2 separate regions of the Homo sapiens genome follow, and region 1 is linked to region 2. The links are chromatin loops, found by intact Hi-C in ENCODE. Cell type or tissue: ovary. All regions are shown on one strand. Each heading gives the region's core, and the rest is flanking DNA. Links, peaks and the distances in the headings are about the cores only. Region 1 has its middle 12 kb from the start of LINC02344. Region 2 overlaps STARD13 (StAR related lipid transfer domain containing 13).

What was found. Peaks named below come from ENCODE experiments on the same cell type or tissue, not always from the same donor. Only the 100,000 strongest peaks of a DNase experiment are listed, where the experiment ranks them.
Region 1: a loop joins it to region 2, with 35 times the contacts of the local background. A loop is called at or near these places in 2 of 110 quality-filtered maps.

Annotation. Positions count from the first base shown.
Region 1 is chr13:33,316,889-33,328,811 of GRCh38, forward strand. It overlaps a transcript of STARD13 not described here. Among named protein-coding and RNA genes, the nearest start is that of LINC02344, 12 kb to the right of the region's middle. In ovary, for the core only: no CTCF peak of the experiment used is centred there; a DNase peak (open chromatin) is centred at 5,733; H3K4me3 peaks cover 551 bases.
Region 2 is chr13:33,255,597-33,267,519 of GRCh38, forward strand. The region is part of intron 1 of STARD13 (StAR related lipid transfer domain containing 13); the gene reads right to left. Among named protein-coding and RNA genes, the nearest start is that of STARD13-AS, 16 kb to the right of the region's middle. RefSeq lists an enhancer at 4,790-5,290. In ovary, for the core only: no CTCF peak of the experiment used is centred there; a DNase peak (open chromatin) is centred at 6,322.

The DNA.
Region 1 (11,923 bases), core at 1,610-9,609, 61 kb after region 2:
AACTCATGATAATTTCTTGGCCATTTTCTTTCTCGACCTCTCAGAAGTTTTTTGACACTTGTGATCAGTCTCTCCTTCCTGAAATTTTGTCTTCAGTTGTCTTCTGGGATATCAGGCTTTCCTGATTTTCCTGCCATCTCAGTCTCCTTTGAGACATTCTTCCCTTGCTGACCTCTGAGGTGGTGGTGCCTCAGGGCTCATTCCCTGTCCTCCTCTCTTCTCTGTATATACTCATTTACTGGGTGATCTCATACATTCCTGACTTTAAACACTAAATATATCCTGGTCATTCTAAAAATCCCATCTCTCATCTGAACTCCAGACTTGTATCCACCTGAATCTCTAATATGTCCCAAAGAGAACTCTGTGCCCATCCAACCCAACATGCTCTTTGCCAGGCTTCTCCAACTCATTTAATAGCATCTTCATTCAGCCAGTTTCTTAAACTAAATCTTTAAGAGTCATCCAACAATGAAGCATCCTACAATCAACACCTGATGGTCTTCCCTTCAAATGCACTCCAATCACACCATGTCTCATTACTTCCTGTTTCAAGCACTATTCTCTCACCTACTGACTACTGCAGCAGCCCTGCTTTCATTCTTGCCCTCTACTGTCAATTCTCCACTTTCTCTTTGTCTGGAACACTCATCCCCCTGATCTAAGAGGCCAATTACCTCCTTTCATCTAGATCTCTCCTCAAATATCACCATCCTTGAGAAGTCTTCCTCAATATCTTATCTATAAGAACCCTACACTCACTTTCTATTTTGTAAAATCTGCTTGATTTTTCTTCTCATATACTTATCTGTACTTGATACTATGTTATATATTTATTGATTTATTTGCTTATTATCTGTGTCCCCAGGACAAAGTAAACTCTATGAGAGCACGGACTTTGTCTATTCAATTTATTTTAGCTTTTTTAAGCACTCCGTAAGTTTTTCCAGAATGAATGGATGGACGGATGGATGAATAAATGAATGAATAAATCTCAGTAATTTTGTCAAATATTTTTATACATTATCCTATTCAATCCTCACAATAAACCAGTTCCCAAGAACTAACTTGCTCAAGGTCACGCAGTTAGTAAGTAATGGAGTCAAGATTTGGATCTATGTTGGTCAGACTCAAAAGTCTTTCAACCACATTGGCATCAATTAGAGGTTTACAATTAAGGCTAGTGTCCAATCTATTGGGAGGTAATACGATCTAGCCCTCTGCCTTCAGCAAGATATTTTACACCTTAAATTATGCTACCAAAAAGTAGTATCACCCTCAGTTTATAGATGAAACAACAGAGACATTTTTATGATCTACTCAGTTTTAAAAGCAATACAACAAACTTACAATTGACTCACTCATTCTGACTCACAGAGAATACGTATTTATTTTAATATAAGAATGAATGTGTCAACAGGATACCAAGAAAATTCAGTGAAGAAAGAACAGTCTTTTCAGCAAACGGTTTTGGGGCAATTAGATATCCACATGCAAAAGAATGAAGTTAAACCCCTACCTTATAGCATATACACAAATAAACTCAAAATGAATCAAAGCCCTAAGTGTAAGAGTTAAAGCTATAAAACTCTTAGAAGAAAACATTCATGACCTTGGATTAGATGTCATTTTTTAGAAATGACATGTAAAGCAATAAGCAATCAAAGAAAAATAGATTAATTGGAATTCATTAAAATTAAAAACTTGAACTTTAAAGAACACTGCCAAGGAACTGAAGAGACAACCCACAGAATGGGAAAAAATACTTGCAAATCATGTATCTGATAAGAGTCTAGTATCCAGAAATAAAAAGAACTCTTAAAAATCAATGATAAAAAGACAAAAAAAAAGTAAGAATGGTCAGAGATTTGAATATACATCTTCCCAAAGAAGATATACAAATGCACATGAAAAGATGCTCAATATCATTAGTCATTAAGAGTATGCATGTCAAAACCACGATGAGATACCATTTCACAATGACTAGGATAATTACAATAAAAAAGTTGGACAATAACAAGTGTTGATTAGGAGTAGAGAAATTTGAACCTGTTGCTGGCAGGAATGTAAAATGGTGCAACCACTTTGGAAAACCATTTGGCAGTTCCTCAAGAAGTTAGACACAGAGTTACCAATGACCAAGCAATTCCACTCATAGATCTACACCCAAGAAAATTAAAAACATTTGTTTATAGAAAAATTGTATGTGAATGCTCACAGCATTATTCATCGTAGCTAAAATGTGAAGACAACCCAAATGTCCATCTACTGATAAACAGATAAACAAAATGTAGAATATCCATACAATGGAATATTATTCAGTAATAAAAAGGAATGAAGTACTGATGCATGTTACAATATGGATGGACCTTGAAAACATGCTAAGTGAAAGATGCCAGACACCAAAGGCCACCTATTTTATGATTCTATGTATATGAAATGTGCAGAAGAGATGAATTCACAGAGACAGAAAGTTGCTAACTGTTGGAGGGAGGGGAAATACAGCATAATTGCAAATAGGCATGGGTTGCTTTCTGCGGTGATAAAAATATTCTGGAATTAAATAGTGATGATGGTTGCACAAATTTGTGAATATACTAAAAACTACTGAAGTGTGCATTTTATAAGGGTGTATTTTATGTGAATTTTATCTAAAAATTTATTTTAAAATGAATGTGATTTTAACAGTAAGTTAAATTATCTCCTGTAAAGCTAGAGAAGTTACACAGTGGAATGGGACAAGCACTGAATCAGGAGACCTGCCACATCCCTGTTACCAAGATCTCTGTCTTGGTGTGGGTCAATCATTTATCCTGTCCAGTCGTTAGTGAGGTCTTGGCAAAATAAGGGGTTGGACTCATAGATTATCTCTAAGGCACCTTTAGTTTCATAGCTCAATATTTATAAGCCTGGACAAAAACTTAAAACTTGGATAAAACCCTAAAAGGAACCAGATGCATACTTGTGTACTCCTTGCTGTATTTTGGATATAGATGAGGCTCTATAGCATGATACGGAACCATACCATCCAAGTTCAAAGCCCTGCTTGGCTGCTTGCTAAATGCCTGCTCTTAGACAAGTTATTTCACCTCATTCCATCTCAACATCCTCCTCTGTAAACTTGGATAATAGGATTGCCTACTGTTGTAAATGTTAAGTGAGTTTGTGTATTGAAAGCACTAATTATAGAGTACACTCATAAAGGATGAAAACAAAGCAAAGGTGATCACAGCCTTTGGCTACTGCTAGAATGAATGTCTAGATTGCAGATAGAGATGTGTTTTGTCACTTTTGCAAATGTTATTTCTCCTGCTCCTTACAGAAAGTCTAAAGGTAGCTATTTAACAGGAGAATACAGAGTTGGAACTATTGAGTGACTTGAGCCAGGAGCTGAGGGCTGTCCAGCTCAAACTCTAGGGCCCTTTTCTTCCTTCCCAGAGACCACACTCCAGGATTCCAGGGGACTGTTCTGACATCAAGGCATTGCAGGGTCTCTAGGAGTAGTATGTGGAGGGATTAGCTAACTAGCATAAGAAAATGGTTTGGAAATTTGATAGGATTAGCTATGTAGTATGTATTATGTGGAGGGATTAGCTAGCTAGCTAACTAGCATGGAAAATGGCATTTGAAATTCTTCTGAAGATGACTCCTATGTTTTCAGTCCTCCTCTCAGGTGTACTCAGATGATTTTTTCAGAACCTGCAATTTTTCAAAATATACTTAGATTATATACCTTATGTATATTTCTCTAAATCATATTTCTACCCACAGATATTTTTTAAATGAATAAAAAAAGATTGGCCAGGTATGGTATCTTGCACTGGTACTCCCAGCTACACTGGATACTGAGGAGGGGAGGACTGCTTGAGGCCAGGAATCTGAGACCAGCTTGGGCAACACAGGGAGACCCCATCTCTAGAAAACAAACAAAATCAACTTCCGATGTGTACCATTCTAAATGGAAAACTATATTGACACATTTTCAGTAGAAGTTGTCATACCCTCCCTCTATGCAAGTAAACACAAGCTCGTTCTTTCACTATTAACATATCATTGAAGGTTAGCCATGAGTTCTGGATGTATATTAATAATTTCTAGATTTCAGAGACTATTATAAGTCACACAGTCAACTTTATGGAGATCATTCAATATTGTATGTTTAAAATAACATTGAATGTATTGTATTTGCTAGAAATAACATTATTATTGCTTAAAACTGACTGAATATTTCTGAGACAGATTTGTCGCCCCCTTTGTTCTTTTGTAGACAGCATTCCCTCCACCTAGTAAACCTGATTTCTGTAATTTCTATTAATGAATAATAATAATAAATAGGCCAGGTGTGGTGGCTTACCTGAGGTAACCCCAGCACTTTAGGAGGCCAAGGCCGGTGGATCACCTGAGGTCAGGAGTTTGAGACCTGCCTGACCAACATGGTGAAACCCCGTCTCTACTAAAAATACAAAAATTAGCCAGACATGGTGGTAGGTGTTTGTAATCCCAGCTACTCAGAAGGCTGAGGCACGAGAATCGCTTGAACCTGGGAGACGGAGGTTGCAGTCAGCTGAGATCATGCCACTGCACTCCAGCCAGAGCAACAGAGAGACTCCGTCTCAGGGAAAAAAAAAAAAAGGCAATAAATAATAAAAGCCAACACTTTAAGCACTGACTCTGTGCCATCATTGTTCTCTTACATATATTATCTTATTTAATACTCATTCAAAAATGATTATTAACTCCATTTTATAGATGAGAAAACTGAGGTCGAGTGGTGAAGTATCTTGCCTAAAGCCACAGAGCTAGGAGGTGGTAGCATCAAAGAACGGGGCTTTCCTGCTCTCTGGATCTTATTGCTGAACATCAGTCCACATTGCTTATTTCTCTCTCCACCCAAGCCCAAATTCATCTCCTCTGAGAAGAGTTCCATAAGTGATCCTTGCTCATAGGAGTTTTTCTTCTCTATTCTTTCAGCACTTACACACTCAGTTTGCAGAGCATTCATGCGTAATTTTTGGAAAATTTTGTTACTTTTTCAGTGTTATCAAGAATGCATAATTTGTGCATCAGGCTAAGGCTAAACTAAAAATCAGAGTCTGCGTCCTCTAATTTTTTTGAATTCTTCTGCTATGACTTGTGAGTAAAACAATGTTCTGAATAAAGTAGTGTTCAGCAGATACTATCAATTCACAGCTCATTAATCACAGTGTTGAGATTCGCATATATGTAACTGCTAACAAGTATTATAGCTCATTTCCAAATCGATTTCATTTACCAATGTTATATACTGCAACTACTCACCCTCGTATCTAATACCTTCAGTTATACAACTTTTCAAATCTGATGATGACAACAAGAATGGCTTGGATGTCCTCAGAACGTACACGATGTACAAATAAACAGCCCAAAGTCTTACTAACATGAGCCTTCCAAACAATGCAATCAGTAAATCTTGTCCTACAGGCTCAAGGAGCTCTCTGTTTTCACTGTCGTTTGTACCGTTCTCCACGCAGTTTAGCTGAGAAGTTAAATCCAGCATAAGTACATTAAAAAATGTATCTGATATTTTCATTTCCTAACAAATGAAGCAGAAATTATATTTTGCAAGTAGGAAAGGCATGTTTTCTCCAAATGAAACTTAAAATCTTACATCTGCTCATAAAAATGTTGAACATCTGAAAATATGAACAAATGCTGGAGTTGCAGGAATGACCTAACAGCTGTTGCACGCGCAGTGACGTAAAAAGCTGCAGACGCATTATTCAGCTATTCAGAAATAGGATCTGGAAAGCATTCTATTTTGGTACACAGCAAAAATTTATTTTTCTCTTGATAAGCCAGGACTTCAGAAGTTAAAAAGAAGAGACTGCTATCTTTAAAAACCTAAGTCGATATTTGCTACAATCATGCAATCTAGTTCTCCTTTCTACCAATTTAAACTAATAGTCCAGTTTTTGAAAGATACACAACCTAAACAATGTCCCTGTGGATGTTGAATTAATTAAAATTGGCAGGGCATTATGAACAAGCAGTAGTATAATTTTCTTGGGAGAAATTTTTAAAAACACTCTTTTTTCTTTTTTATAGGCATCTAAACATGGAGATAGAGACATAGGTAAGAACTGTAACAGAATAAGAGAAGAAATTTGAAATCTCCATATTTTTTCCTCCGGCCAGAAAATGAGTAGCAACAACCAGAGCCACCATGCTGGGCAGCACAGGTTGTAATGTGACGAGGCCCCTACCAGGGTTGTGCCACACTGTGTTAACAGTGCCTGCCAGCCTGGCTCCCACTGATTCTCTGAGCTCCAGCCATATTAGGTGCCTCCAATCCCTGCTCTAGTCCAAGTGCTTGCCTGATTCTGAGCCTTTGCATATGCTGTTCCCACTGCCTTGTACGCCCTTCCTAACCCTTTCTCCTATGGAATTTACACTACCCTCCAGAACTCAGCTCAAACGCTATTCCTCAAGGAAGCATTCTCTAACCTACAGATGCTGTTAGCCTCCCTGCTATACTCTGATCGCACCCTTCTCCCACTCAGCCCTTCCCACAACTGTAATTAAATAATTACATGGGCAATTTGTCACATAAGTGTGATCTACCCCCTAGACGGCAGGCAAGTTTTATGAGAGTTGTTTTTCAGCTGAATTCCCAGCACCCAGCAAAGTGACTTGCCCAAAAAAGACACTCAATGTAACGGTACATACATGGTACTTAGCTTCTCATTTTACTACCTCAAACAAAGCACTGTCTCTGATCTTCTGCTTTCCCATTTTTCTATACTTTAAACTTGATTCTCTGGCCTTCAATTAACTTAATGCCAGAAGAAAATGGATTCTGGCAGAAAACATAGCCAGAAATATGCATCATGCTCTTAAAAGACCACTTGGCTCCACAAAATGGCTCAGGTAAGAAACGCCAACTTGCTCCTTGGTCCAGTCTAATTTCTATTCTGGTGTTATTCCCTTTTGGTCTGGTTTCACAGTCTCTACTGAGGGAAACAAAAACACGAAACACACCGTCAGGATCTTGCGCTCCTCTTGGGGATTTCATAAGGCTATTTCCACAGCTGATTATCACTCTGACTTTGGGCAGGGAGAGGTTAAGAAAAAAAATGCAATATTCTGCAACAGCTGAAATAATTCTCTGCCAAAGCCTGGTTTTAAATTCAAAGTATGTTTTCTCTGTATGTAGAAGGCAGTAAAAGGTCTAAAGTTATAATGTGACATATAAATTTAGCACTCTAAGATGCAAAAACAGAGCAGATATTTTTATGCACTACTCATAATAATAATTACTATTGACTCTAAAGTAAGCAAATCCATATTTGTTTTCAAGTTAAGTGTGTTACTTGAGAATATTCGAAAACATTTGCTAAGGGGTGTGAACGGTGCAGACTCTCATCAAAATCCATCTGTCTGAATCTATTAACTGGCATTTCCCCAGCTGGGGCATTCCTCAAGTCCTACATAACAAAAGCTCCTTATGCCAGGAGTGAGGGCTGATACTGAACTTAGAAACTGGATTTATTTTATCCAGAATTAAAAGTTCTAAATGGATTTTGTAATCGTGTATCTTTAGGACCCAACTCTATCAAACACAAAACCAACAGCTGATGTCAAATAGAAAATTAGAGTTTGAGCTTCAAAGTCAAGGTAGCTATCACTGCTTTTCTATTTTAAAAAACAATTTGAAAATACTCATGTAAATTATTCAGGGTAAGGGGTGTTTAGCGTTTCATGTCTTTTCTATCCCCCCAATGGACTTCATTGCTTTCTGTTTTTCACTCAATGTTAATGAAGAGATGTTATCTTCAATTTTTAGCATTTGTATGTTTTTGAAGGACTATAATATTTAGATTATCCCAAATCAAGAAAACCACTTTCATCATCTATAAAAAGACTGCATGTGTTTTCTGAGTACATGGAAGGCCGCAACAAATGCCTGCAGATTGATTGTGATATGTTGGTCTTCCACATCCTTGTCAAGTTTATCCCTAACACCTTCCTTTCTGAAAATGGGTGCTGCTCCTCCAGACTGTACCGGAAATGTCATTTCTATTGCCCTGTGTTTACAAATCCTGGAATCTCTATTTTACTGCCACTCATCTTTTCTCTTTCATGTATATCAAAAGTATATATGCTATATTGTGCATGTGTGCATATATATATATATAAATAATCTTTTGAGGACGTAAACTGAAAAGCTTCAGAACCTACACATCAAAAAGTTTGTCACAGTTTGCTTGTTTATCACAGGCAGCTTGTCATTTTCCCCCCAAATCCTCACTGGCACAACGGTGTTTTTAGTGTAGCCAACACTACTTCCTACTGATGCTGAGTAAGTGAAGGCTCAGTTTAACTCTTCTCTAGCCTTCATCAAATCCTAAAATGGCTGGCATGTGAGGCCTCAGTAGCTCCAAAAGGAAACAGGATGAGGGCCTTTCTCAGATACTCTGCTTCCTGTTATCAACCAACAGTTCTGCCCACCAATATCTCCTGATTATTCTATACACAGAGAGGAAAAAAATGAATAAAGAAAATTCAAAATGAACATAAAGTCTTGGTATAACCTAGGATTTTGAGTCCTTTTCTTCACAAAACCTTTTTATCTGAGGTACTTTAAAGAATTTTTTTTTATCCCCTTCCCTTTGGTCCTATTATGGGCTGAATAAAACTATCCAAATGTTACACTCCAAAGGCGAAGAAAAGATTTTTTTCAAAAAGAGTAAAAAAATGCATACACTGCATCCCCAAATCACCTTAGAAAGTCATCTTGAGTCCTGTGAAGCCCAACATTGTCTCTGTTACTAAGAAGCAGAAAAGTGGCCGGGCGCGGTGGCTCACGCCTGTAATCCCAGCACTTGGGGAGGCCGAGGCGGACGGATCACGAGGTCAGGAGATCGAGACCATCCTGGCTAACATGGTAAAACCCCGTCTCTACAAAAAATTAGCCGGGCATGGTGGCGGGCGCCTGTAGTCCCAGCTACTTGGGAGACTGAGGCAGGAGAATGGCGTGAACCCGGGAGGCGGAGCTTGCAGTGAGCCGAAATAGCGCCACTGCACTCCAGCCTGGGCGACAGAGCGAGACTCCGTTTAAAAAAAAAAAAAAAAAAAAAAAGAGCAGAAAAGTGAAGCTGAAAGAATATATAATTCATCAACCGGTGAAACGTGCAGAGGTGATTTATCCCCATCTCCCTCTCTCTCTCCTCCAGAAACACAAGCACTGCACTTCAGTGGAGTTAAAAATCAGCGCTTCCTTTCAGAACAACTGTAAAAATCACAGGATGTAGAGAATCATTTTAAATAGGTAGCACAAATAAACAGGAAATCCCCTCTTCCCCACCTGGCCTTCCTCACCCACTCCCTATGCTAGGAAAGCCCTAAAGAGATTTATCAGCCAGAGATTTCTGCCAGAGCTGTTTTCACTTAGTTAAACACCACTTTTGTGCACTAGAGTTTTACAAAGAGGCCATTAAGGTAAGAAGCTAAATTTGAAATGAAATTTTCTTTTAGTGTACGTCAATAAAGTAATGTAAACCAAACACAATACCCTATGTACTAAGTTCCCTGTTTAAAACTATTGTCTTTGGTTTCTTCCTGTACTCCGACATTAAGGGGAGAAAAAGGAAACTGTATTCAGAGCATCTGCTGAGTGATATAATGGTGTTTTCGAAGTGGGGTTCACACATCAACAGCCTCACAATTCCCTGAAATGGTTCTTAAAAATGCAGGTTCCTGGACCCCCATCTGTTCAATCTGATTTTCTGACAGGTGGACCCCAAATTATGTATACTGAAAAACACCTCAAAGTGATTCTTTTGTATTAAAACTTGGGAATTAATAAAATGACTGCTTCTAATGCTTTCACATAGGTTATCTTATGTATTAGGTTAAGAATATATCTCACCTCAGTTCTAGTAATCCATTCACACTCAAGTGGTGCTCTTATAATTTGTTGTAGATGTTTATCCCCCTTTAAGCAGCAAAAACCATGCTGTTCTTCCATCTTGGACACTTCACGGTCACATGCCTGAGCCACGTGACTTTGTTCAAGTTCCTAAGCCTGTGTGAACTGTGGTTGTATGCTATGAAAACTGAGCATAATTCTGACCTTCTAGGACTGTTTTATGTATTAATTTCAATCACAAGTGTGCCTGGCACATGGTTAGCACTCAAAAAGCTGTATTTTAATTTCCCTTGAGAAAAATGGTGCACCTAAGAAATAGTTGTACATTTATCCACAATTAGTGCTTCAATCTTAGAATACCACACTAGAAATGTGATGATAAACCAATGTTACCATTTAAAATATACATGTAATACCTACATATCTTCTGTCTCCATTAAATAAGTTCTCTTGAGAGACGATATTCATTTTTTAAATGCTGGCCAGCTTGAAATATTTTCCAAATGCTATTTTGAGTACACTTTAGACGTATGTGATTATTATATTTGGTAATTTTTATTTTGCATTTATATTTACTTTTTTTTAAAATTTTTAGAGACAGGGACTCACTGTCACCCAGGCTGGAGTGCAGTGGCACAATCATAGCTCACTGCAGCCTCAAACTCCTGGGGTCAAGCGATCCTTCTGCCTCAGCTTCCCAAGTAGCTGGGACTACAGGCATGGGCCACCACATCTGGCTAATTTATTAAATTTTTTGTAGAGATGGGGTCTTGCTATGTTGCCCAGGTTGGTCTTGAACTCCTGGCCTCAAGGGATCCTCTGGGTTCAGCCTCCGATAGCACTGGGATTACAGGCATGAGCCATTGTGCTGGTCCCTTTGGTGATTTTTATAATCAGTATTATTTTTTATCATTGTAAGTAAATAAGTATAATTTAAAAAGAGGGTGAAATTTGTCCTTTCAAATACATGGTAAAGGTGCTACATTTATGCACTTTGAAAATGGATTTGCTCTTTAAAATAGTTAAGTTTTTCATGGTCAAACCTGATGAAAAGAAGGTGATTGATCTTCAGGAATCCAAAACTGAAACCTGAACAAAGAAGAGACTTGTTTTCTTGTGCGGTTCAAAAGTTGACAATTCCCAAGAAGAGCTTCAAGTGTTGCTGAGATAAGGTGGCAGGCCACTAATATCATTTGAATGTAAATATTTCAGTCTATGTATATTTTTAAAGTCTGTCTTATTTTGGCTTAATCATACCTAAAACATCATATGACATTTGTTTTTCGTATACTGTCTCTCCACAGGGTTCTTGAATTAATATACTTGAGTGTGAAAATTGTTTTTCCAATGATAACAATTTCCATCTATGGCTTCTAGATTAAGCAGGATCCAGGTATAATGGTGATAGAGGCTGTGATATGAAGTAGTTTATTCTAAACCAATATGTTCAGAGGTTTGAGGGCTCTGGAAACAGATCATGTGGTTCTTAATGTTTACTTCAGAGTTCTCTTTAGCTTTGAGAACCCAGGCCAGAATCAGCTAACATTTTAGAGTCAAAATGTCCTCATTATAAAATGGGTATGTTAATAGTACTAACCCTATGGGCCACTAGAATGAAATAAAATAATGCACGAGACGTGCTTAGCACAGTCTCTGTGCTAAAACATAGCAAGGACTCCATCACTGCTAACTATTGTCGGTTTTTCTAGAATCTCCATGATGGCAAGCAACCATTTCAACCAGAGTGCAGGAAATGCATTTTTCTTTTTGAAAGATTGACCAAGAAAGGGTAAGAGGGATGGGGTCATGGGATACATGGAAGTTTTTCTCTAAGCAGCACAACTATCTCTCTAATTTAGCTCATAATTCCTTTGTGGTCTTATAAATACAGTATTAATATTTCCCACATGCCAAATAGGGGCCCTTGAGTCACAACAAGAGTTCTAAGGGTGCCAGTGAGTTATCAGTGGAGGTAGGCATCAAATTCAGCATTGTTTCAGCTGGGTTCTCTAACAG
Region 2 (11,923 bases), core at 2,054-10,053:
AAAGGCCATACCTACTGAGGCTGCTAGAGACAGAAAAAAATCAGACTGAACCAGAGTGAGCCCCAAAATGCCTGTTCCTCCCCAACAAACAAGGGTTGTGCATAAAGAGATTTCCATCCTTAACTTCATTTCTGCCACACTCCCTCCAGGGCAGGGAGGGGACGGCTCATGGCAAAGGCACAAACCCTTGCTTGCAACTGTGCAGGGAAGAGACCTCCAGGAGTTCTATCTACTCTGAGTTGAGGAGCTAACACTAATTACTGGCCCTTCTGCTCATGTTCCCCAAACTGACACATATCATGATGGTCTACAGGTAGTATAAGACTCTTCATAAGCACTAAAGAAAGAGCACATGTATGCAGGTCAATTTTTATATCAAGTATAAATAAAAAGCATAAATATACATACATAAGTTGATTATCTTCATCTGACCACTTTCCAAATGTGTTCATTAATGAAGCCTACTGAAATACTAAAGGAGCCAAGTATACACTCAACAATAACAAAGGATTCATCTTCAAAATGAATTTTCAAATTTGGCTTCGTGGCGTCCCAAATTCTGAACATGCCTTGAACCTGTCACCAGCCCTGGGCTGTGACCACTCTGATGTGCAGATTTTTACAGGCATGGGAACTAAGAAATGATCCTGGGTCAATGATGTGCATTTCATTACCTGCACCCTCACTGGCTCGGCCTTCCTGAGAGGGCTCCTGCTGGCCCTGGTGACTAAGAGGCTGCTCCTCCAGCCCTACAGTCAGCAGTGTTGCCATTGTGTCCGCCTCACTTCCTCCCCTCTTGCAAATGATCACCAGGTACCCAGGCCCCACAGTTTTCACTTGTTCTATTATTTACTCCTGTTCCTTCAGAACCCATCAGCACATTGACAGTTCAGCAGCTAGCAAACTATTCATCCCAAGTCCACAATGCAGCACATTTTCTTCTCTTTAAAATTTTTTTGAAACATCTGCTTTTGTTTCCATGGTAATCATAGGGGTATTTTTTTCTTAATAGAACTTTGAACTGCTTTTAAATTCTGAATGAATACTGCTTTGCATTTAACAAACCAGAATCAGTTCAAAATGACTGCAAAAAACCTTCCTAGTCAAGCTTAAACGAGACAAGCATGTTAACAAACAAGATGGCAGAAACAAAAATGTTGACTCATTGCTGCTAACCCCATCTGTAGGTGATGAGCAGGACTGATGAAGATTTCAATAAAGTATAATTTGTTTATATATTAAATTTTTAAAGTTGAAAGTAAATAGACAAGTTTCTGTATTTGAACCACAATGTTTGCAGTGGAAATAAAGAATAATTTAATCTTTATGCCAGATCTCGAAGGTAGTCCTTACAGACTCACTATATACAGATACAAAAGCTACAAAATAACACAAAGTTTCTTATCAAGAAGATAGGCAGAGCAAATGAAGCTCTAACCAAAACAGGAAAAGTTTTCAGACATAAAATTAACATATTCAGTTGTTAAACTTGTTGATTGGAAGAGATCATGACTATATAATTAAGGATGTTCAATTAAGGCCATTTGACATATAGAACTGGAAAAAAGGTGCAAAGTCTGACCTGAAGATGTAGATCTGGGAATTATCCATGTAAATTTGGTGATAAGACCATGAATGGGAACTAAATCTTGGGAAACACAGAGCTGGGCAGAGGAATAAGAGCTGCTACCAAGGACATCAGTAAAAATAGTCAAGAGAAGCAGAGAAATGAGATACCAGTGAGGTCAAGGCAAGAAGACAAGTAGAAGGGGTCAGCAACTTTGCAAGACTTTTTCTCATTTGATCCCACATGTACTGAATGCCAAGCATGGTATATAAAAGTGTACCTATATCTATACCTATATCTTTACCTATCTATCTAGGGAATATAGAGGGAATATGAATGACATCACAGCAGCTGCCTTGGAGCCCTGGAGCCTGAAGACATTTGAGATGGATACACCTAAGGAGAGGAGGAGAAGGTGGCAGGCAGATTTGAAAAAAATGTGGATTACCATTAAAAAAGGATTTGTAAGCAATTTCAGAAATATAATCTCCAAGCCTCAGGAATTATTTTACCCTTACTTTTTAAGAACTGGTATTATTATACTCATAATGAGAGTCATAAATTATGAACAAGAAGAAGGTTGGTTATTATTATTTGTTTAGTATTACCAGCCTTTTCAATTCCACACAAGAGGGTAACAGAAACAAAGCTGTGAGGATACCTTGCAGTTTGAACATTTCTGGGAATTTGCATTTAACAAGGAAAGATCATCACTGTAAATATATTTTCAATTTGTAACAGCTGAGACTCATAAATGGAGATTATATGACACATAACAAGTGACAGGTTATCAGCATGTGTTGGCAAGAGCCCTTTGGCTATTAAAAGATAATTAAAACTCACTATAATCTTCCAGCTGCTTCATTTAGTCATTTTGTTTTATATGAATGTGATAAGGCTCTGATGCATTTTAAATGGACAGCTCCCCTTTATCAGCTTCTTGGGTTAAGCCAGTGAGAGTCCCCTCATTTGCAAATCTCCTTCTAGCTACACAATTTACACAAAGCATCTTCCTCTGGCTTGATCGTCAATGATTCTGGTTGCCATGGAGAATTGGGGGTCATCTTTTATCTGGCGTAGTTAAAGCAAGCAATTGCCCACCCATATTATGTGATTGGAGTGAATGCTTCCATAACCATTTTCCTAAAAAAATAGATGTGCTAGAGAGCAGTTGTTCTATGTTCTCAATAGAAGAAGAGCAAAAAAGAACAGGTTTCAACTGGATTTCGATTCAACTTAGAAATAGTTTAATGGCTATGAAGACCAGAAACACACAAGACACCATGCAATCGTCAATGCTGGAGATTAGGAAGAAAGAAAAAAAAAAAAGAGTGGCCTTTTCAGTGTGTATTGTTTGCACGCTCTCTAGCTGGAAGGCACGCAGATGGATTACAAAACATTTCAGGCTATTTCTAAATGCAGAGTAGTGGAATATTTCCGAGAACCATTCTTGCAATTATTTTCAATTAAATCTTTATGTGTAGTTTTTCTTACACAAGGACTTAATAGAGCCACAAACCCTTTTATGGTCAGGCTGATTTGGAGAAGGATAACAGGGATCAGTGCAATGGAATTCTGCAATGCATGCTCAACTCTGGAGCCACAGTGACCTATCTAGGCCTTTGCTTCCATACAGAAAACAAGGTTTCTCCTTAATTTGCTCTTCCTAGAACAGACCATGCTCTCTCACTGTGCTTGACTACAGCACATGAGATCTTTCTCCTATAAGTGTCTTTCTGTTCTTCAAGTGTTGTGCCATACTGTTGGAAAACAACATCTTTCTGTTCTATCTTTGCTGGGCTGTCTCTTTCAAAAGTCAACAGGAACATTGCCTAATCTTGGAAGCCTTCCCTAAGCATTTAGTATGGATTCTGGAGCTCCCCTTGGATCCTGCACTAATGCCTACCCTTGTACTTCTGTCCTGTACTATCATTACCTCTCTACCTCCCTCCCTTCCTCCCCTGCCCCCACTAGAATGGAAGCTCCTGGAGGGTGGGGCCCACATCTTGTCTTGCCCAGCATCTAACAGTTGCTGAATAAATGTTGAATGAATAAATGCAGGAATGGATGAGAAAAATTATCTTTTGAGAAACAAACTTGTGAGATTGTTACAGTCCTTGTTTTCATAGGGACTGACAGTATCTTCTTTCTGAGATTTTGGTAGAAATTAAAAATTAATAGAGAAGCATATATCAGTAAGGAGGATATTGGGCAAGAATGTGCACAGGAATAAAAAGGACCTCTTCAAAATGGGACTCTCAGCAATGCCTCCACTCTTAAACTTCACACTGGCTTTGGTGTCAGTTCCCATGATCTGATGCAATCTCAACCCTGGGTAGAGGATGCTTCCTTTCTTTTGACATTGCCAGACTCCATCACATCTACATAGTTGTCATGCAAAGAGAGCACTGAAAGTGGTTTGTGCATTCTTATTAGGTCTCAAAAGATCAAGAGCAAAGGAATCCTCTGTTTATGGTTCAGTTGGGCCTAGGAAATCGCCAAAAAGTGACAATACGCTTGCTTGAGTTTAAAAATCATTACCAATATTCCAAATTTAACCTGAACTGAAAGCAAATTAAAAGCTCAACTTATATCTATTTATGCAGGCACTTCCTAGGCAATGATGACCTTCCATATTAATATGGTTTGGCTGTATCCCTACCCAAATCTCATCTTGAACTGTAGCTCCTATAATTCCCACATGTCATGGGAGGGACCTGCTACTCAGGAAGCTAAGGCAGGATAATGCTCGAACTCAGGAGGTGGAAGTTGCAGTGAGCCGAGATCGTGCCACTGCACTCCAGCCTGGGTAAGAAAGTGAGATTCCATCTCCAAAAAAAAAAAAAAAAAAAAAAATTAGACAGTTAAAATATCTCCTATAATTACCTCATAACAATCCTTTGAGGTGGGAAGGATTAGTCTAATTTCTACAAAGAACCTGAGGCAGCATGGGGTTAGATAACTGGTCCATGGTCAAACATCTAGGCCTGGTGGAGCCTGGGTTTTAACCCAGGTCTTTCTAACTTTCCAGCTAGTGTTCTTCATGATTACATCACAGTACCTCCCACATAGTTAAAACATACAAAGGATTTCAAATATTCATTTGCCATAGATTCAAAACCTTATCGTAGCATCTTTCGCACTTATTTGCAATGAAAGAGAAAGGGGTGGATTTCCAGCTGGTGGTCTGGGAGCTGTGCTCGCTGCAGCTCACAGTGGGCAGCCATTGCCAACGCTGCTTCAACAGTGGAGGCAGGTCTATTTCTGTTTCATCTTACTGCCCTCTACATTTTACGGGGGAGGTCATCAAATCTGAAGCCCCAGGAAGTGTAAACATCCACTTTTGTCTGTTACTGTGAACAAAGGTTCAAAATTGTGACTTCAAAGCATGGCAGACACTTTCCTAAGACAGAGCCTGGACACTGTCCAAGCTCAGGGCTCACTCAGCCCTTTGAACAGCTGTTACCCAATCCGTTCATTCAGAGCCTTTCATGTACATGTTTTGTACATCAACTAATATCTAGATATTGCGACTTCTTTTATCTACATTTGAAACCAAAATTTACCTTACCAAAACATTTACATAAAAGAATTCATAAGTTTGACTTTGAAACTCTCTGTAGTGTAATATCTTAATAAACAGGATTTTTTTCCCTTGAAAACGTAAGTGTTTCTGAATAAATGGAGAATCAGAATTTTCAGGAAATCTGATAAGTTCAAGAAGAGTTAACACTTATTCCTCTGAACTCCTAAGCCACGTCCTTCCCGTCTTCATTAGAGGGCATTCCTGGTGTAATTATTTAGATTCATGCCTGTCTTCTCTCCAAGTCCCTATAGGGCAATAACTATGATCTAGTCATCTCTCAATTTACAATCTTCAAAGAAGACTCTGGTACACAGAAGACATTTAAGAGACATTTGTTAAAAGATTGAACAAAGGAATGAATTCATTTGTATCTATCTAGGGATCCTTATTTTTATTTAGCTCAATGGTTCTCATCTGCAGGGATTTTTGCTCCCCTGAGAACACAGGGCAATGTCTGGAGACATGTTTGGTTTTCACAACTTGTGGGTTAGATCTCTTCTGGTATCCAGAGGTAAAAACTATGGATGCCTCTTAGCATCCCACAATGCATAGGACAGTCCCCACAAAAAACAATTACCTGGCCCCCAAATGTCGATAGTGGGGAGATTGAGAACCCCAATTTAGATAGAGAGTAACTACAAAAATTCCATACACAGACAAGAGATCTCAGAAATAAGCCAGCGCTCCTTTTAGAGAAAATGCAGTGGCACCCACTCATATCATTTATAGAAACTATTTCACGGAAACATAAACCAAATTGGAGATCCCAGGTGGTCATTTTCATCTCACAGCTCATTTTTGTTCTCCCGGCATAAGCCTCAACTAGATAACATCTTTGGACTTTCAGAGGTCAGCATTTATATGCTGACCCCATAGCCCAGAATAACCCAAAGAACGAGACTTTCATTCAATAACAGTGGCATTATTTTTTATTGTGGGTCATGGCTCATAATACGCAATTCAGCTAAAAGGGAAAGATACAAAACATTTGAGATGACTGGCAGGAGAAAACTCTAAAAATTCTCCAGCACAAAAGGGGATTAAAATGTCACAGGAAATTTTTTTCTTGAAAATGGAAGGGCTTATGAATGCTTCATTCTTTCCAGAACAGTTAAAACACTGTATGCACGGGTTGCTTGGGTTCGGAAGGCAGGGCAGCCCATTCCTTTTGTTCTGTTGCTCAACCCTAGAAGGCTTTCCCTGGTGAACTCGGGCCCACGAGCAGTGAGAAGTTAGGAGGAGGAAGATGCTTCATCTAAATGAACAATCTGGATTGTGTTCATCCTCCCTCTTAGAAGTGAAGAGAGACTGCCTTAAGCTGAGAAGCAAAACAGACTAAGCGGGCAAAGCCAAGTCTTTCACTGGAGATAACATTTGCCTGATATTTTAACTGTCATCTATTACCTGAAGACTCATTTATCCAAGGCCGAATGAAGCCAGCTCTTGCACTGACATGGAATTCAAAGTGATGAATAGGTCTATCAGCAAGGATGACTCACAGTGAGACATTCTGCATCAGGTGGCATGAATCAGGTGTCAATGGGAAGCTGGGCCCCGTCTGCCTGCCTCGGTCCTGCCTCTGCTAGAGGCTCCGTCCTGTTACTCTCCAGCCACCAGCCAGTGGGGGGACCTCGCACAGAGGTGGCAGCCCTGTGCTGCAGCTGCACTTTTCAGCCTGCCTGTTAGATATGATGGGGGCTCTAAGGGGATAATGAGTGTTTCTTTCCTGACAATCTGCAGATGATTCGAACTTTCTGGGGTTTAAATTAATTTCCTGTTTGGCATGTTTGCAGGAGGAGAAAACAATTATCTCCAAAATTACAAGTAATTAGCTGTTTGCTTATTGTTGTGGGATAAGATCTTACTTCCCTCCCACACCACACCCAGAACCCCCCCCCCCACACACACACACAACACACACACACACACACACACACACACCCTGTACTCTAGTTTTTCAGTTGTTATTTACAAGTCTCGATCTGGGAGGTTAGAGTCCAGTTCCCACCCAGGCCTTACCGAAATCTTCACTCTGCTCATGTAAGCCCTGCCCCTGGATCCTAATGAGTAAAGAAAACTGCAGGAGCACAATGTCCATCCCAGTGACTTCTGCTTATTAGATGGGTGTGGTGGATGCCCAGAATTCCAGGAAAGCAAGAATACCCACTCCCCACTCCAAGTCCTCTCTCTACAGGCAGGTGGCAAGGCCAGCTCAAGTACCATAGGAAATAAAGACATGAGACCGAAGATCTCAAGATGAGAGTCTACATTCTGGCTCATCACTTACTAGTCGTAGAATCTTAAGCAAGTCACTCAGCTTCTCTGAACCCCAGTTTCCTCATTTTATTAGAAGGATTATAAAACCCCCTGTAAAGTAGCGTTTCTCAACAGTGGCACTATTTTGGGCCACATAATTCTTTGGTGTGGGGGAGCATCCTGTACATTACAGGAAGTTCAGCAGCATCACTGGCCTCTGCCCACTAGATGCCAGCAGCACCCACCCCCTAGTTGTGATCATCAACAGTATCTCCAGATATTACCAAATGTTCCCTGGAGGGCAAAATTGTACCTGCTTGCAAGCCTCTGCTGTAAAGGAGCCCCCTCTCCTTTAAATGTTTAATAAAACATCACCCAGAAACTTTAATTCTACCTCCCAAGGATTCAGGAGCAGCAAAGTAAACAGCTACAAATGAAATGAGAGAACTTTTGGTGGAAAACCAGGTTTGGGATAAAATTGAGTACCAATTGGCCTTGCTTAGAGATTCTGGATTTTGTTTTAATCTTGGGAAGGGAGTGGGAGTATGTTCTTCTTTCCTGTTTCACGGGGTTTGTAGGGGCTTAAATGAGCCTAATGTATTTGAAACTGCACAGAATGATGCCTGCAACTATTCACACAGTCACAACCAAAGAATTGGTGCAATGCAGCTGGCATACATGGAATGTCACCCGAGCACTCTCTTCATGTTGGGGACAAAAGAACATCGCGTGATGATTCTAGTTGGAGCATTCAGTCAAATGAATCAGTTAGGTGCCAGCCACATGCCAGAAAAAATGACAGGAACCCAGCATTACTGAATGTGTCAAACATATATTTTTTTAATCTACAAATTATTTGACACTCCTCCGATTGAATAATGGGTCTGCTCTTCTTGAACCTGAGCAGACCTTTATGGCTATGTTGACTAATAGAATACAGAAAAAGTGAAGAGGCAACTTCCAAGACTAGATCATAAAAAGTCACACACCTTGCCTTGCTCACTCTTGGGATGCAGTCTCCATGTGGGGAAGAAGGAAGCCTGGGCAACCACATGGACACATGTAGATGCACCAGCTGCCAGTCTCACTGAGGTCCTGACCGAGAGGCAGCATCCACTGCCAGTCATGCAAGTGCCCAAGGCTTCGGATGTTCCTGGAGCCCAGTCACTGAGCCAGGCATAGCCCGCAGGTCTTGCCAGCCTATGTCACAGTCATCAAAGAACAGAGACAAGCCATTTCCACCGTGTCTTTTCCAAACTCCTGACCCACAGAATCCATGAGCATAATAACATGGTTGTTTAATACCACTAAGTTTGGGACAGTTTGTTACATAGCAACAGTCATGGATCACACTTCCATGGAGCTCAACCACTAATTGCCCAAACAATGTGCTCCCTGAGGAACTTGGGTCCTGTTGGTTTAGCTCAGCTGGTGGTAATGTCAGAAACAGCCAGGGAATGAGTCTGCCATTGGCATGGAGAGGCAATTAGGGTCACGTATTTCATCAGCAGAGTCTAGAGGTCTTTCTTGACACATAGAAGGGTTGCAGAGGTTATGACCTCTTCCATGCCACCCATGAACAGAATGGCTTGATCAGCAGGAAAGAGAGAATTGCATTGACATATAAATACGGGACAAGAACACTAAGTGGGAGCCTTCAAAGAAGAAGGCTCCTTTGAGAAGCCTGGAAACTTCCGGAGCTGGTTACTGGGTCAGGAGCAGCCTATTCTAGAGAACAACCTGGCATTGACTCAGAGGCTGGGCAGTGGCCTCTAGTTCTTGCATGCTGGGAGAAGTTACGGGAATGGGTGTGACCATGACCTGCCAAGCAGAGAGTCTTTGCTGACTCAACATAACCTCTGCCCATCTTGACCCCTAGAGACAACCCGTCTTGATGAAGAGAAATAAAAGTGGCCTGGATTTGAGGGAAATAGTGAAACATTGCTTTCCAAACAGGAGTCAAGAGACTAGAGTGTGCTGAGAGAATAGCAGAATGTGTGCAGGGGTGCTAATGAGCACAGAGATCATTCAGGATCATTTGCGCATTTTCAGAGTAAGCCAGTTCTCCGAGGTGGCTTCTTCCTCCTTGAAGCACACAAACTCTGTTTCCTGAAGCTTCCTTACTCATCTCATTTAATTTGGATTTAACCTGCAGCTAGAGATTCAGAATCTGAACTACAATTCAGGTGGAGAAGTTAAACTCTATATTAATAGCTCTTATAAAATACTCTATGAGTATTTTTTATTCAGTATCAGTGGGGCAGCTGCCTGAGGCAAATATGTGCAATTTCCTACTTCATTAAATATTTAAACATCTTTACTTCTGGAAGAGTTCACATTTGAAAATCTCCTTCTTGCTAAGATGCTGACAGACCACTTAGGAATTTGGTGTAAACAATATGAACAGGTGTCCTATAGGGACATTTGTTTATTGAGTTTCTTTACAAATTAATCTTGGGGTTTACAGCTATTTCAGACAACTTGTACCAATTTAACTAGTGTTTTGGTTTATTCACATTTCTAAAATCAGGCACTAAATTATGTTGTATTTGGGCAAATTTTACTCTAAGAATTATAAAATATGAAATAGTTCAAGCAACTATAATGTTAGCAGTTTAAAATTCAAATCTCCTTGCCACTCATATTAAATTCATTTAATGTTCGTAGTTTATTGTATTTATCCCTTTTCAATACATTTTTAGTCATGCCAAAAGCAGGAAGAAAATGTATATGATTCCAGTGAAATTTCTGTTGTAAGGTGACCCAGACTTTACTGAGTAAGAATTACTGATGACACAAATCACTGAAGAGGTGTCTTGAAGTAGAATAAAAATCTCAAGCAGAAGGTACAGTAATAAATTCAAATTAATGGGTTCTTATCATGGGGAGTGGGGAGAGAACATGAAGAGATACATTAGGAATTGTAAACATAAAAATTTTATAAGGCATGTAAACATTGTCCATCCCGAAAAGTTATGGAGCTATCTCTTGTATTTATAATTTCTTTATCACCATAGTTAAGATCCTCATCCCTCATGGTATTTTTCTGAGTAGTCACTGTAACTGCAGCAGCAGCAGAAGCAACAACCACTCTAAGGAGAAGCCTGGAGCTGTGGCAGAACACAGACAGCAATAGACAGCCTTGGGTTCACCTCCTGGCTCCGCTAGTTATTTGGGTTTAACTGGAACAAGTGACTTTAACCTCTCTGGGTTTTCGTTTCTTAATCTTTAAAATGGGAACATCAATGGTACTTCCTCTTCTGAGGATTACATGACATAATTATTGATCATGTTTAGGCAGGGCCTGCATAAAATACATGCTCAACCACGATGACTATATCTTTACATTCAGTCTGGCCACTTCAAACCCATGTTTATCTATTCATCTTTCTAGGCTGCTCTTTTTGTCCTATTTCTGCTCTACTTAAAAGCCCTCAGGAGCTCCCTATTACCTATCAAATAAATTTCAAACTCACTGCAGTCTGGCCTCAAACTTTTTTGCCAACCTTATCATCTGTATTTCCTATAACCTCCACATGTCACTGAATTTGGACTACATTCTAAATTGCTCAAGTCATACTTTTCCACTCATTCTGTTGCCCTGCTTAGGACAACTCTGCGATTTTGCCCGGTGGAAATACAGCTTCTTCCCATGGCTCAGGCCCAGTGGTCTCCCCTCTTTACCTTACCACTCTGTTGCCTACACATACTTCTAAGTGCCTGTTTTGATAGCCTGTCAGTCACTAAGCCATACGCTCCCTTGAATTGTCAATATTTATGACAGTTTATATGTCTTATCACACTTACTTATAATCTCCTTGAAGGCAGTGATCATGTTTTATATAATTTTTGCATCATACACAATCCCAGAAAAGATCTTGCACACAATCGGCTTTGAACAAATATTTGTTGAGATATTGACTAGGCTAGGTTCTCCAATAGAAGAGCTGATGCGGAAAAAGTGGTCTCTGTTTCTGAAATGTAGTCTCTCTTAAATATTTGTGATAAGTTACTGCTATGTTACTAAAGTTGAATTCATGAGAAATTTACCACTATCTTATCATAATCCTTCCAGGTGGAACACAAACTCGAGTGCAGCAGTGTCAGCACACAGCTAAACTCTCCGTAGAGGGTGGGCCCTGGTTTTTCAAGGACAGCACACTTTCACAAAAGGGAGAGGGTTCCCTGTTCCCAGACTGGACCACCTATTCAAATTTGAAGGAAGACACATAAAAGGGCAAAAACTGATGAAGTCATAACCTCATGATTCCCCAGACAGCTAACAAGAAATCCTCCCTCAATCTCCCAGTAAAGACAGGCATGGACACTTTCTGACCAAGGGATAGAAGCTGAAGCAATGGAACAATAAACCTTAAAACAACAACAACAACAACAACCCAACAGCTATCATGAGAACTGAAACCTTCCATTGTGCCTCCACTCTCCCCACACAGATGTCCGTTCCCGCACCTATGACATTCCTCAGAGCCTGTTTAAGGTCCGCCCATCAAACT